Linked DNA regions of Homo sapiens: region 1 is linked to region 2. Evidence: chromatin contacts called from ENCODE Hi-C data. All regions are on one chromosome and are shown on one strand. The core of a region is the stretch at or near the end of the contact, and the rest is flanking DNA. Distances in the headings are between cores, read along the strand shown. Region 1 overlaps LOC107984964 (a long non-coding RNA gene). Region 2 has its middle 20 kb from the start of NFIA-AS2.

The links. A loop is a pair of places that touch in the nucleus more often than their neighbours do. Pooled maps may share reads with other maps.
Region 1: a map of naive thymus-derived CD4-positive, alpha-beta T cell shows a loop between it and region 2 (3-fold over the local background). The contact joins two enhancer-like sites. A Hi-C loop is called at or near these places in 3 of 168 maps with a recorded cell type or tissue (heart right ventricle, naive thymus-derived CD4-positive, alpha-beta T cell and sigmoid colon) and 6 of 50 pooled maps.

Annotation. Positions count from the first base shown.
Region 1 is chr1:61,640,467-61,643,702 of GRCh38, reverse strand. All of the region lies in intron 2 of LOC107984964 (a long non-coding RNA gene), which reads right to left. Among named protein-coding and RNA genes, the nearest start is that of TM2D1, 83 kb to the left of the region's middle. RefSeq lists enhancers at 1,690-1,739, 1,950-1,999. Within about 2 kb of position 1,847, at least 22 of the 41 ENCODE cell types and tissues checked have a DNase peak (open chromatin) inside an H3K27ac peak, as active enhancers do; they include heart right ventricle, where a contact is called at or near this core.
Region 2 is chr1:60,988,835-60,991,810 of GRCh38, reverse strand. No RefSeq gene overlaps it. Among named protein-coding and RNA genes, the nearest start is that of NFIA-AS2, 20 kb to the right of the region's middle. Within about 2 kb of position 1,675, at least 12 of the 41 ENCODE cell types and tissues checked have a DNase peak (open chromatin) inside an H3K27ac peak, as active enhancers do; they include heart right ventricle, where a contact is called at or near this core.

The DNA of each region.
Region 1 (3,236 bases), core at 598-3,097, 650 kb before region 2:
GTAAAATGGGGGTAATAATTATAACTCGCATGGGGTTGCTCTGAGGATAAGTTAGACAATGCATGTAAAGTGGTCATTTGAAAGCCTGGAATGTAGTAAGCACTTAGTAATAGTTCAGCATTATTATTAATATTGTGATTAATAATAATGATTAATTTTTAATCCATTCAGAGGTCATGACAGTGTTAGTTCCATTTTATAGACAGGTTGTGGTTAGAATCTGGATCTGCTAGGCTGGGCACAGTGGCTCACGCCTGTAATCCCAGCACTTTGGGAAGCCGAGGCTAGTGGATCACCTGAGGTTGGGAGTTTGAGACCAGCCTGACCAACATGGAGAAACCCCGTCTCTACTAAAAATACAAAATTAGCCGGGCATGGTGGCAGGTGCCTCTAATCCCAGCTGCTCTGGAGGCTGAATCAGGAGAATCACTTGAATCCGGGAGGTGGAGGCTGTGGTGAGCCGAGATTGCGCCATTATACTCAAGCCTGGGCAACAACAGTGAAATTCCATCTCAAAAAAAAAAAAAAAAAAAAAAAGAATCTGGATCTGCTTAATTGCTATCTTTCCCTGGATCATATTCATCTCACATAATGCACACAGCATCTCACTTCCCAGAAGGATCTTCACCTTTTCATCTGGAAACTGAGTGCTAACTGCCTACGGCAAAAATTCCTTTTCAATTGGTAAATAACATCTTCTTCTATAACTATCATTGGGAAACTCAGTAACTGCTTATTAAGTGCTTTGGGTAAATAGATGGAGGAGATATTGTATATAAGACACCTGTGTTGCCAAAACAAAGCACCTGCCTGTTTGTAGCTTACTAAACCACAGGCTCAAAGATTCTGTCCCTCAGGCTTTAGGAAATGAATTCATAAGTTTAGCAACCATTGGCATTAGCTCCAGGCAGCGTTTGATTTTTGGAGTAGAGCAGCATGAGCAGAGGCTGTGGCCCAGAGCAGAAGCTGGGGCAGAAGCCCAGGGACAGGCCAACAGGTGGGTGGGGGAAGCTAACTTCCTCCTGTGAGAGCTAATCGGCTGAGGGCATCCAGCAGGCCAATGCAAAATGAGTCTCCTGCCCTTAGAAAACAAATACCAGACAGGTCAGGAAAATTTAGCCCCAAACCAGTTCTGTCACCAACAAACTGGTTGACCTGGGAAAAGGCATTTAACCTCTTCAAGCTTCTGTTTATTCGTTGGCAAATGAGGGCATGGGATGAAATCGGTGGTACTCAATCACTGCTCTGGCACATCGGAGGTGGAACACGACTAGCCTACATGGTGCAGGATTTTTGTAGTAATTACTAGCCATCAAAAATGCCTGACAACTCATACATATACCTGAAAAACAGTGTTGGGGTTGGGGGTTGGTTTTCTTTTTATCATATTAGGTTTCTGTTATTTGATAGATTGGATTATTCAGTTCATTCATTCATTCATTCATTCATTCAAATGTTATTGCCTGAGCATGCTATGTGCTGGGCCTGTCCTGGGACCAGGTGCTGCCTTTGCTTTCAAATGGGGTTTACCTGGAACCAGTTAAAATTCCTAGGTCATAGGAGGTGACATGATACCTTTTCTCCTCCAAATAAGAATCGCTGAATCTGATATGACTGTGGGTAATCTGGTCATGGAAATCCCTGCTTCCCAATCCTTACCACTTCTACCGACCCCCATTCCTACTGGCTAGGAAATTCTCTAGGCAATTATCAAAGTTCCCCCAGCCCCCACCGGGTTCCTGCAGACGCCGAGGCGTCTACTAGGTTTGCCTTCTGATTCCTGTAGGTGGAGCCAGATCCCCCGGCTGAGAAGCCCTGGGCCTGCTCTCTGCGGCGGCCGCCGAGCGGTAGGTTTGCTCTCCAGCTCTCTTTTCCTCCTTCTCCCTCTCTCATGTGCGGTCTCCCTCAACATCCAAACCAACCGAGTGCGTCTGAGGTGAAATCGTGCCAGACTTAGAGACGGCTGCCAGGTTTCTCTCAAGTCTTGGCTTAACAAAAGAAAGCAAATTACAAAAATGGAAATTTTCAAACTAGCGTTCAGTGGTATTCAAATCGACGTTTGGGTAGCGCACAGGCACAGACCGCATTCGTGCTATTTTGTGATTAAAATGATACCAAAAATACCTCCTTGCTTTGGTTTTCGTCTTCGAAAACGACTTCTTTCCTTCTTCTAATTTCCCCCTTACTTTTGGGAGCGGCAAACCCCTGACCACTCTAGAATTGCTAACATTTGGACCGGCGTCTGTTGAAATCTTGCCTCTGCTGACTTTTTTTTTTTTTTAAGAGTTGAACTTTAAAAATGTGTGCACTTTGCAGCCTGGGGAAATACAGATAAAGAAGTTTCTAGGCACTTTCCCAGGAAGTTCTGTGTTTTGTGTGAGGAACTACAAGTTCTATGACAGTGCATAAATCGTCTTTACGTCTCATCTTGATACCGGGAGCAAACCTGAATGCGCGTCTTGCCAGCATGCATGCTACCTCGTTCTCCTTTGAGCATGAATTGTGTGCTCTGTCTCATGCTTTTAAAACATGGGTTTAAGGTGGCCATTGAGTTGGATCTTGAATGATTTTACTTAACATGAGGTTTTATAAAGAGCTTGATTGACCACGTCCTGCTCGATTATTTTTGCGGTTGCTAGACAAGGCCCTGTCCCACGTGGGTTTGTGAGAAAGGTGCTCTCATCATCACCCCACCCCCAAGACTGCACTATTTCTTTCCTTGGAAGCGTTGACTGTCTCCTTCTTACACAGCTGTGTTTGCAGTGCCTGGAGACAGGTGGGGGAGCAGTCTTGGAGGCCGAAGCTGCCAATTCCTTCTCTAAGGACTGTCTGAATAGCTATTAAATTTTAAAGCTCACACGCACGCACACACTTGTTTTGTTTGTTTTTGGTGGTGGTCACTCACTGTGCCTTCCCGTTTGTTGTACAAGGGCAGCTGCACCAGTTTGCCAGAGTGAGATTAAATGTCACAGACAGACATTCTATTGTGTGCATTCGCCAGCCCACCTAAGCATCACCTTGGGCCACTGCCATGTCTTTCTAGGTGCCTCAGAAAGCTGGGTCCTGTAGCATTGGCGGAGTTGTGGGACTGCTTATGAATTTCGGGAAAGAGGTTCTCCCATCTGGATAGGTAAACTTAAAGCTCCCACGAACACTGCAATACTCAGGCAGTAGTCACATCAAGAGGTTCTTGTTGGTTTGGGCCTACACGAATTAGGATTCTCTACCTGGCACAA
Region 2 (2,976 bases), core at 426-2,925:
GGGCAAGGGGCAGAGCAGTGGGAGATGAGATCAGGGCAGGAACGGGCTCCAGGTACTGTGGGGTTGTCTCGTAGGTGATCTTGAGATTGGGCTTTTATCCCTGTGAAATGGGGAACCATTGAAGGGTTTTGATCAGAAGAATCGCCTGACACATTTAAAAGAAACTGGATTATGGAGGAGTCATATGTGGAAAGAAAGACTGATTTGAGTACTATTCCAATAATCCAGGTGAAAGATAATGCTGGATTGGGCCTGGATGGGAGTGGTAGAGCTGGTGAGAAGTAGGCAAGGTGTAGACATGTTTGGAATACAGAGCCAACAGGATTTTCTTAAAATTATTGTTGATGAATCAAGCTCAGTTAATGTGCTTAAGAATGTTGTCTCTTTCTGTGAGTTTGTAAACTTTTCAGTTTATTATCTCATGTGATCCTTATGACAATCTTGGGATGTGGGAGGGGCCAGCAGCCCCATTCTCAGGACAGAGAGGTGAAATGGTTCTCCCAGGGCCACACAGCCTGGAAACTGGCTGAACTGGGGTACTCAGCACCTCAGTCCCCTGACTCCTTTTCTAGTCTTTCCTTCTTGTCAACTTGCTGCCTTTAGACTTGTGCTCTTTTAAGAATCTTACGCTCTATTTTCTGAGCTACCAATGAACCATCCCCATCTTTAATGGCTTCACTCATATCCATCCAAATTTCAAAACACAGTGATTTAACAAGGACAAATGGGAAAATCTGCAGTGCTGGAGGGAAGACTTTCTGGCTCCCAGGCCCTGAACCCCCTCCCTCTGTCTGTCCCCTCCCCTTCCAGTTCTCTGCTCCCTCCGACCCTGTGAGTCTGGACTGAATTCAATTATTCCTCGCGCTCTCATTACAGTCTGACCAAGATTTATGAGTTGATAATTGTCTGAAAGTAAGACCACAAAGTATCATTTGTGTTTGGGGCTGACCTTCCCGGTGACCTTTAGGATTAAAGGCAAAATGAAAAGTGTGATTTCTGCAGAGCCAAACAGGGTAACGTGATCCAACCCGGCTAATAATCCAAAGCCTCGGATTTCCCTGGTTGAGGACATATTAAAGCTGGGCACAAAGGCGGACAACTAATCCTGCAGGTTCATTTCACAAATTAATTTTTTTTAAGGCATCACAACCTCCCTCCCTCACTTTAGGGTGCATTCTGAGTGACGTTTTCCAAACAGGATGATGACAACAGCTCACACCTCTGAGGCCTTTATTGGATTATTTTTACAGGCCATTTAAAAACACTTTTTTGAGAGGTCCTAATTGAAAACAGACCTTTCCCCTTGCTTGAGTTAGCAAACAGAGCATCGCTGGGGGTGAGAGGAAAATGAATTCATGGAAACTTTCCCAGATCAGTGGGTGAGACTTGACACTCACTTCCCCGAAGCACAGCACATGCGCAATAATGGCCCTTCCTGATAGTTCTTCCTCACATGCACCAGCTATTCAAAGACAAAACTGCAAAGAAAACACTCCTTGAGACTCAATATAAAGCTTCCAGCCAGCCTGAAACATTTGTGAGGCATTTGTGGTTCCCTGTTGGGAATATGTAATACTGTGTCATTCTGAGTTAGAAGGCCACTTCCTAAGGGAAGAGGGGCTGTTGGCCTGTGTCCCACGTGGTGAATCATAAAATGAAAAGGCCTAATAAATATGAAACTGTGATAACGTCTTCCCTCTGCTCAGGCAGCCTCTATTTTTAGTTCAATATGTATCTATTGCACCCAGCACTGGGCTGGGTCCTCTGAAAGAAATCCCGTAAAACCTCAAGGAGCTCACAGGCTGGAATATTCTTTCACAGGCAAGCAAGGACCCAGGGCTGTGCTCAAGCTGGGCTACAAGGGCTGGACCAGGGTCTGGGGTTGGGCATAGGTTGGGCTGACTTGCAGTTGCTGGCCTTGGAGAAAGGAGAAGCAAAGCCACTGTGATTGGAGGAAGGAGATTCAGGAAGCAAGGACAGCTCTTAGTGTCAGTTCCAATGGTTGGGTATGAGAAAGAGGGAGTAAAAACTGGGGCTTCAAGAAGGCAGGGACTATAGTTGTATTTCCTCCCAGTGTATTCACAGTGCATCTGGTTCACCAAAGGTAAGATCAACCATTGCTGAACTTAACAATTTGCTTCCTCCCTTTGTAGTCAATTGTGGTGATATCTCTAAATGCACATATTATTTTACACCAAGTATTTGAGCATTGTCTGGGAATCAGGTGTTTATTCCACTTTGGAGTATTTCTTCATGTATTTTTTGCCTTCTCTATGACATTTTAAACCCGTCTAACACACACATGTACCTGTACTGCATAGCAGGTACAACCACAGTCTCCTCTGGGGTTAGGCTGCCTGTTGCATCTGTAAAATGGAGCTATCAATAGTGAGATCGACTATGTAAAGCACTTAAAACTGCACCTGGTCTACATTAAGTGCTCAATAAACTTGAGCAATTATCATGATTAGTCACTAATACATGTGAGCGGTGTAGGTCTCACAGATATCTGTGACACATTCCAAAACCCTCCTCACTTGTTCCTGAACTATTCTTTTTTTAAACAGGAGTTGGCCCCAGCCCTGTTCTGATCTGCATGTTCTTTGTGAAGTCTGCCTTCAGCTCTTTTGGTCTAGTGTTAGGACTTTATCTCCTATGTGTCTGGCTTTCAGCTCTCTGTAAATATTGGCTTGGCCTAGTCCTGTATTTCTTACCATTCCAGATGGCTTCAAGTAAGCTGTCAGTTCACATCTGGCCTCTTGAATTGCCACCTGGAATCCCTGTTCTGACACTGTTGCACTGGTCAGCCCTCTATCCAAGTGAAGTCGTCCCAGTGGTGCACTGGAGTGGATTGCAACTGCTCATGAGGGCCAACTGTTAAAAGCTACAGAAATTTTGTAAGCTGGTCGTCAAACACAGCCACTATTAAAAATTAAATGGTATCAATTCTCAATTAAATAAAATATATTTAAAACA